Regions from separate parts of the Homo sapiens genome. Here region 2 is linked to region 1. A link is an interaction called in ENCODE POLR2A ChIA-PET data of the cell type or tissue named here. Cell type or tissue: GM12878. All regions are shown on one strand. Links, peaks and the distances in the headings refer to the core of each region. The heading gives the core; the rest is flanking DNA. Region 1 overlaps LINC02615 (long intergenic non-protein coding RNA 2615). Region 2 has its middle 25 kb from the start of LINC03140.

The links. Peaks named below come from ENCODE experiments on the same cell type or tissue, not always from the same donor. Only the 100,000 strongest peaks of a DNase experiment are listed, where the experiment ranks them.
Region 2: POLR2A ChIA-PET joins it to region 1 with 9 read pairs; 2 of 35 experiments call an interaction of 5 or more read pairs at or near these places.

The regions. Positions count from the first base shown.
Region 1 is chr4:128,459,613-128,464,005 of GRCh38, forward strand. The region is part of intron 1 of LINC02615 (long intergenic non-protein coding RNA 2615); the gene reads left to right. Among named protein-coding and RNA genes, the nearest start is that of LINC02615, 34 kb to the left of the region's middle. In GM12878, for the core only: no CTCF peak of the experiment used is centred there; a DNase peak (open chromatin) is centred at 1,764.
Region 2 is chr4:128,592,946-128,597,338 of GRCh38, forward strand. No RefSeq gene overlaps it. Among named protein-coding and RNA genes, the nearest start is that of LINC03140, 25 kb to the left of the region's middle. In GM12878, for the core only: no CTCF peak of the experiment used is centred there; no DNase peak of the experiment used is centred there.

The DNA of each region.
Region 1 (4,393 bases), core at 164-4,163:
AGCTCACCAATCTTTGAGCACCTGGGTAAAACACAGATGTGACTGAGAATGGGAGAAGGGGCATCCCAAATCGGAAGTATAAATAAAACCATGATGCAGGACTCACTTCTCTCGAGTCCCTGCTGTGTGCTAAGTTCTATGCTAGCCTAGATTGAGACTGACATATATCAGGAGGTACCTAGCAAATTAGCGATGTGGGGCCTACCAAAAATGTATTCATATGAAGGACAGAGAGCCTGCTAGGAGCTTGACTGCAAGCTGGTCATGGGAGAGAGGGAATAATGCTAGATGTAACATGGTACTTGTCACTCAGGTTTCAAGCCAGGCCCTAGCTGAGATTTGTAGAGGGTGGGTTGGGGAAAGCTTTAAGTAAAAACAGAAAAGGCTGCTTTGGGAACACTCTGTAGGACAAGATGGCATTGTTTGGATTTGACATCTTGTTTGTTCCAGGACCTCAGCTGCAGTAGTTTTGGGACAGCAGAGGCTTGGCTGACCCACACAGTGCAGTGGGGTGGGCTCCCTTGCAAGCTCTTTTGCAAGAGCACTTTGTGGAGGACCACAGTGTGAACAAAGAGGGGGAAAGGGACAGTAGAATTTATTTTGATGACCCCATATGTACTGGTAAGGCAAAGGGGAAGCTGGTTGCATATACATTTTCTCAACTTATCCTCACAACACCCTTATGAAAAAGGCATTATCATATCCTCTTTGTAGGTGAAGAAACTGAGGCTTGGAGGGTCCGAATAACTTGCCCAATATCACAGAAAGTAAGTAGCAGAGCTGGGATTCACACATGAGGCTGACTGCAAACCCTTCTTGGGGCCTCTGTGACCACCCTGAATTCATGTCTGCATATTCATTTATTTTCTTCTAATTTGGGGGGAAGAAGTCTCTCTCTTCTTTCCAAGGTCAACCTTTCCACTCCTGCCCATAAATCCTGTACCTTCCTAATTCCTGCTCCAGAGTCTTTGTAAAGCACCGCATTGCTCTGTTGTGCATCTTTAGCCTTTCTTCTGTCAGTTTATTCATTAATCTTTGCCATCTTTTAACAGAAATGAGTGACTGTGTGGGGACTTTCTTAGCCTTCTCTCTTAGCCTCTGTGTTGTACTGAACACAGAACACATTCTCCTTTATTCTTGAAACTCTCTACTTCCCATCTTCTGTGATTGGTTTTTCTCTTCCCTCTCAGGTTTTTCTTCTGATCACTTCTGGCTCTTCTCCCTTTCCCAACCCATGAAATAGAAGCATTACTCCAAGAGTCTAGTGTTGGCTCTCTTCTTCTTGTGGTCCCCATGACCTCAGCACTCTATGCAGACAAATATATGAATATATCTACAGCTCTAGTTAGGAAATGGGCAGAAGTAACTCAACCATGTCCCCAGGACCAAGAGCAGTCTCTGGCATGTAGTGGGTACTCAGTAAATAGTAGGGATTTCAGATGAAGAGAACATTGTGAACAGAGGCTGTGCATGTATGTATTGATTTATTTGGAGGATACCCCTTTCAGGCTGCTGAACTCCTCAAACTCAGGAACTGTGCTTTTTCCTCATTTTTAATTTCCTGATCCAGCATAATACATAGTAGCTGTTCAATACATGTTTGCTGAATGAATGAGTGAGTCCAAGGTCGATGATAAATTGATGCAAAACTGTGGCAGTCCTTATATAGGAATTTAGGCTTTACTGTATGTGCAGTAGGCTTGCAGCCATGCAAGGCTTTTTCTCATTTGAGTAACTCAATTGAAGCTGAGCTCCAGGATGACTCATGTGGCTGCCGTCAGCATTGAAACCTTGTGCCGTCTTCCTCCCTTGCCCTTGCTGTTCCATCTCTAATCAGTAGCCCAATCTTGTTGATTTTACTTCCACGTGTGGCTTTATGGCTTGTATTTGTGTTTTTGTTTCTATTCTCATGGCCACCTCCCAAGGTCAGCTCTAATTACCTCTTGTCTGGATGTCAGCATAGGTCACTCCCCACTCTGGTTGCTGTTGATCCCTTTTCTGTAAGCCACGGCCTTGGCTATGCTACTGATGACTGGCTCTGTTTGAAAAAAAGAAAACAGAACAAAGCAGAATTGGTTCTGGGAAAGCAAGGATAAAGAGGGCTAAAGTAACACTCCATTATCTGCCTTTAATCCCACAGGCCCTTAAAGCTGTTGCCTGCTTTGGGTTTTACCCTTGAGTTGCTTGAGTGGGCTTATCCCCTCATTGCTCCTTATAACAAAGAGTAGGATCCATTCTCACAATAAAGTTAAATTGTAGGGAAAGAAAGCGGACCAATGGGAAGCTTGTGCTTGACTATGTTGTTGAAAAGAGGCAAAGGAAATGGAAGAACAATCCTTTAGAGAAGGGAGAACAAGAGAAGGGAAAATGTAAAAGAGGAGATAGGAGAAGGCCATTAAGATAATAATTCTAGAGGGAAGGAAGAAAAAAAGGAGAGAAGACCAGAGCTGAGCTCCTGCCATTTTTCATAGCTAATTATGATTAAATGGGCCGTTTCTGAAAATGCTCAATAAATGTGCACTATTACCTTAAGGTTTTGCTCTATTGCTATGCAATGCATGGGCATTGCATGAACTTTATCAGTCCAGAATTTTACCTAATAAAACAGTGAGCTAATGGACTTTAGGGGGCCTCTCTGGGGACTCTTGAGCTTAAGCGATTTAGGTCAGTGTTATGCAAAGTGTGATTTGCCTCCTGCAAGGAGGTAAGTACAGAAATCCACAGTCTGTATTTAGAAACTTTATAGCATTGCACATTGCTACAATGATGTGCAGGAGGTGGGTGGTACCAGTCAAGAGAGCCAGAGCCAGAGAGATCGTGGGCATTTCTTCCCATTTTTGCAGCTCAGTAACTTCACTGTGGTAGCTTGAAATCAGCCATAATGGGAGGTATTTTTATCATGCAAATTGACAAATGCTACAAATCAGGACTCCTCCCACCCTTAAGAACCGGGTACTAAACATTTGCGGCACGCCACTGCTTGGCTGAGAAGTCCAAGCATCTGATGAGGAAATACTATGGAACGGCATGTTGTTCCACTTTCTTGGTGAGTTACTTGTGACTGGAGCTGCCTACCCAGACGTGCATGGTAGGATCACCTATCTGTCACTAAAGGAATAGAGGAAATTGGTCCTTCACCATAGGGAGTTTGAAATGCACTGCCCTAGATCACCTTCAGCTTGTTCTGAGATCCAACAGAGTATTTCAACAGAGGTCTTCATGATAACCAAATGTAATAGCCCACTGGTTTAGAAACCTCCTACTCCAGATTTTGAGTCCTATAAGACAGTTAGGATCAAGGGTAGCTGTGGCAGACCCAGCTGGGGCAGAGAAGCCAAATGTGAAATAGCAGAAGGTATGTGTATTAGTCTGTTAGGACTGCCATGAAAAATACCAAAGAATTGGTGGCATAAACAACAGAAATTTTTTTTTTTTCACAGCTCTGGAGGCTGTAAGTCCAAGATCAAGGTGTTGGCAGACTTAGTTTCTCTTGAGGCCACTCTTCTTGCCCTGCAGATGGCCGCCTTCTTGCTGTGTCCTCACATGGTCTTTTCTCTATTTGCATGCAAATAGAGAAACCCTGGTGTCTCTTCCTCTTCTTACAAGGACACCAATCCTATAGGATTAGGGCCCCACCTTTATTACCTCATTTAACTACAATGATCCCTTAAAGGCTCTATCTTGAAATACAGTCACCTTGGGGGTTGGGACTTTATACAAAATTTGGGAGGACACAACCCAGTCTGTGTCAGTGTGTCACTGTGCTTTACCTGTCGGGGCTCACTCTGCATTCCAATCAAGCATGGTATAGTGGGTCACAAGACTGGAGCCAAGGAGGCTTGACCTGACTCCCAGGTCTACCTTCCCATTGGCTGTGTGGCTTTGGGCACCCTAATCTTTCTTATCCTGCATTATTCATCTGTAAGATGAATATAATACAAGAGCTTCCCTCACAGTGTAGTTATGAAGATCAAGTGAAGTCATGGAGGTAAGCTTTTAGCACAGTGTCTGGCCCATGATAGGTGCTTAATAAATGTATACTTTTAATTTATGGTTTTGCTCTATTGCTGTGCATTTCATATACAGTATATTTTTAGGTCTCAGAGGAGGCCTAGGTGTGGAGAGCTGATGCAAAGAGTCTTGTATCTCATTTTTAGATCCCCAGTCTATCGTCCTCATCTCCAATATCATGGGTAAGAAAAGGCCAAGGTTTTTCTGACACCCCCTGTTTTACACATTCACTCTGAACTTGCTAAGGCCGACTTTGAGTGGAGAGCCATGATTTCCTGAAGATCAATAATGCCAAAGAATCCAAAGGCATCACTTGTTAACCAATTTCCCAGTGGCCTGGCCTGCAGTGGGGTGAGAGGCATCAGAAAACACACAGGAACTG
Region 2 (4,393 bases), core at 128-4,127, 130 kb after region 1:
AAACTACTTTGGTCCTGGCATTGGTAGAAATGTTTTCTTGGCAACCCTGGGGCTGGTTAAATCTAACAAGCATTGTATCTATTTTCCCTTTTTTTTTTTTTTTTTTGGTCATTGTCCAAAGTGCGAGTCTCTCCTTATTCCCCACTCCACCTATACTCTATATAATTTCATCATAACAGTACAGTGTCATGATTCACATACACCTTTTCTCAGAATACCTCCCAATTATCTTCCTCTTCCTAAGCTTTTACTGCCTTTGAAAAGGCCTGTTGCATAATTAACAAATGCCCCTATCCCTACAATCTTTTCCCTAACCATTTTCTTAATCTTCTGACTCTCTCCAAGTTACCTGTTCTGCTCCTCTCTCAAGTGGGAGCTGCTCATTTTTCATTTTATGCACTCTTGTCAGAGTTGGCAAGTGGGTCAGATTTCTTCCTTAGTACCCACTGCTGCTTCCCAGCCAGGACTCTCCTACCCTTTTGGATAGGGCTGTATCAATTAGAATGCTTGTGGCTGCAGGTAACAGAATATCCAACCAGAAGAGCCATAAACAATAAAGACATTTATTATCTTACATGATAAGAAGTCAAAAGGTTGAGTGATATGTGGCTAATTCAACAGGTCTTTCCATTTTTCCACTCTGTCTTCTCCAGGATATTGTATTTAATTTTATCCTCAGGTTTGTGTCCTCATGGTTTCAAGATAGCTGCTGCCACTCCAGTCATCAAATCCCTCACTGCTACATCTGAATTAGTTTCCTATGGCTTCCGTAACAAATATCACAAACTTGGTTCTTAAAACAACAAAAATTTATTCTCTCACTGGTCTAGAAGCCAGAGGTTTGATGTGTCACTGGGCTGACATCAAAGTGTTAGCAGGGCTCTTCTCCCTCTGAAGGCTCTAGTGGAGAATCTGTTTCTTGCCTCTTCCAGATTCTGATAGCTGCCAGCATTCTTTGGCTTGTGGCCACATCACTCCAATCTCTGACTCCACCTTCACATTACCTTTGTGTGTGTGTGTGTGTGTGTGTGTGTGTGTGTGTGTGTGTGTGTGTCTTCTCTCTGTCTATATCAAATCTCCCTCTACCCCTTTCTTAAAAGGTCACTTTGTGACTGCATTTAGGGCCCACCTGGACAATTCAGGATATTCTCCCTATCTCAGGATCCTAAACTTAATCATATCTGCAAAGACCCTTTTCCCATACAAGGTAACATTTACAGGTTCCAGGGATTAGCACCTGATATCTCTCAGGGGAATTATTCAACCTGCTATAATGTCAAAACTGGAAAGTGCAATTTCTCCTCACCTACAATTTCCTAACAAGGAGGAAAATCTTTCCCCGAAGCCCCCATCTTATTGCCCCCTAGTCCTGTTGGCTAGGGTTGGGTCATGAGCTCATACATGTGATCTCCATGGGGAAGGAAGGCTCTATCAGCAAGAAAAATGATGAAAGGATGAGGTTAAAAATCACCAACATCTGCCTCAGGATTCCTGCTCCTTGAAGGCCCAGGTCATCAGGCCAAGCCCCCACTGCCCTTCCATGATGTTCTTCTCTTTTGGTTTTCTGTTCACTCCTCCTCAGTCGTTGAAGCCTGGCATTTGTTTCATATTCTTTCTATCTGACCCATCTAACCACTGAGCACTCAGTTCTCTGACCTCCTCATCTTCCAGTGATCTTCCATACCCCATCTCCGCCTTCCATTCTCACAGCTTCACCCTAGACCTGGACATCCCCCCTGAGATAACAAGTACAGATGACTGCCCTCCGGCTACATCCCCCTCCCTCCAGCTTACTCTGTTGCTCCCATCACTCCTCCTCTTTCCTTTCTGCCCATCCACCAACCACTTTTGTCTTCAGTTTCCTCCTATCCAGAACATATTACTTATATTCTAAATTCCCTTGACCCTTGATCCTTCCACTGAAGTTATCTAGCAAAACCCCAATTCTGGACGAACCCCACTATTTGCTCAAACTTTTTCATTGTCTGAATTCCCACCTCTCCCCTCAGGGCAGATAACTTTACTTCATATTTCACAATTAAAGCAGAAGACATCTGATAGAAACTCCTCAACTTTCCACCACTAAATATATTTGCCTATGTACTGGGACTTTTAACCTTTCATCCTTGTTACAATGAAGTGGAACTCTGTGTACTTCTGCCTTTAATGGACGTCTGCTTCTACTGACGACTCCAGAAGATTCCATGTTCCACTTTCCTTTCCCAATTCCTGGCTTTTCTCTCCCAGGCAGAGGTGTCAGGAGTTTGGGGGCAGGTTGGTATGAAAAGGAGAAAAGGTACTCCCATTACCCAGACCTAATTCTACTTCATTTTTGGTACCTTTTTTTTTTTTTTTTTTGAGACGTTGTCTCGCTCTGTCGCCCAGGCTGGGGTGCAGTGGCGCGATCTTGGCTCACTGCAAGCTCCGCCTCCCGGTTCACGCCATTCTCCTGCCTCAGCCTCCCAAGTAGCTGGGACTACAGGCGACCACCACCACACCCGGCTAATTTTTTGTATTTTTTTAGTAGAGACGGTGTTTCACCATGTTAGCCAGGATGGTCTCGATCTCCTGACCTCGTGATTCACCTGCCTCGGCCTTCCAAAGTGCTGGGATTACAGGCGTGAGCCACCACGCCCAGCCGGTACTTTTTTTTTTTTTTTGAGACGGAGTTTCGCTCTTGTCACCCAGGCTGTAAGTGCAATGGCATGATCTCTGCTCACTGCAACCTCCGCCTCCCAGGTTCAAGCAATTCTCCTGCCTCAGCCTCCCAAGTAGCTGAGATTACATGTGTGCACCACCACGCCCAGCTAATTTAATTTTTGTATTTTTGATAGAGATGGGGTTTCACCATGTTGGGCGGGCTGGTCTCAAACTCCTGACCTCAGGCGATCCCACCCGCCTCAGCCTCCCAAAGTGCTGGGATTACAGGCATGAGCCCCTGTGCCCAGCCTGGTACTATTCTTGTCATCCTCTCTCCCCTTATTTTTCTTGCCTTTTCTTCTCTTGTGCTTTTGTTTCTATGCTTCTTTCATCTTGGTTCGAAGTTGATCCAGATTAGAAAAGACACTCAAACTGTATATCAACGTCATCAAGCGTTTTTTCCCTGTCTCTCATGTTTTCTTTCTGGAAGGAAAATGTTAAAAATAAAGAGTACTTTGTTGTTTCATAGCCTTCCATAGGGGCACGGGAAACATCTTGAGGGGAAATATAATCTGATCATTTGTCTCAGGGTCTGAGTTGAACACAGAAGTGGTTCCTATGGGTGGGTGATTTACTTGCCCCCACCCACTCACCTTTCGCCCTTGTTCCACTTTGCTGCCCAAGAGGCACGTCTGATTGTTTATTCTCCTGCTGAAAACTTCTCAGTGGCTCCTTTCCAACTTTACCTTTCACCTCGGCTCTGCTGCACACCCTGTGCTTCCAGGGACCTTGGATCGCTTACAGTCACCTGGGCTGTTGCATACTTCTGTGGTTTCTTCAGGTTGTTCTTTTCTGGACTGACCTCCCACCCTGTTCTAGCTAATACTTATCCACCTTCAAGGTTCAGCTCAAGAATCTCCTTATCTTTTAAGAAGTTTTTCTCCCCATCACCTTCCTTCTCCAAACTGACCTTTGCCTTCATTTTGTCCTCCTCTAAAAATACCTCATGTGTCACATTTTGTTTTACATGCTTGTATCCTTTTAAAATTGTTTTACATATTTGTATCCTTTTACTTGACCATAAGCTCACTGAAGGCAGGCATTGTGCTTATTCATTCTTTCACTGCCCAAGTAATTCACAGACACTTTCTTTTTGTAAAAGAATCAATTAGTATAGAAATAAAATATGAAAGTCTGTCTCTCCTCCCCTATATTATTCATATTTGAACCTTCAGTGTCTAATTTAGTGTCTGGAACACAGAAGTCCCCACAACTGTTTCTTGAATGAGTGAATGAATGAATGAATATCCCTCTAAGGTGGTTGTCTTCCACCAGTGACACAGCTGATCATAAATCTGAGTTTAAACACCCATTCACCGCTTGTGTTTCCTCAGTGCAAGGTTATACCACATATGCGCTCTCTTGTGATTTATTTTTGCTAACTCACTGTCTGGGTCTTCAGTCTCCTCTAGGTCCTGTTTACTTTGAGTACTCAAAGCTCTGCTCCTCTGTTGGAGCAGTTTACATTTGGAGGAAGTTTTCCCACTGCCTGTGCAGTGTAAATTGGTTTCTAAACAATCTTGCCCACAGTCTCCATTAATATTGTACTGGAGAGCAAGGCAGGATACAATATTCAAAGTAGCAGGAGTTACTTTTTAGGATGATTGAATATGATGAAGGAGCCAAGGACAAAGGGTAATTTATTCTAAAGAAAGTCAACACCTTTGCTTTGCACTAGCTCTTGCAGTTAAAA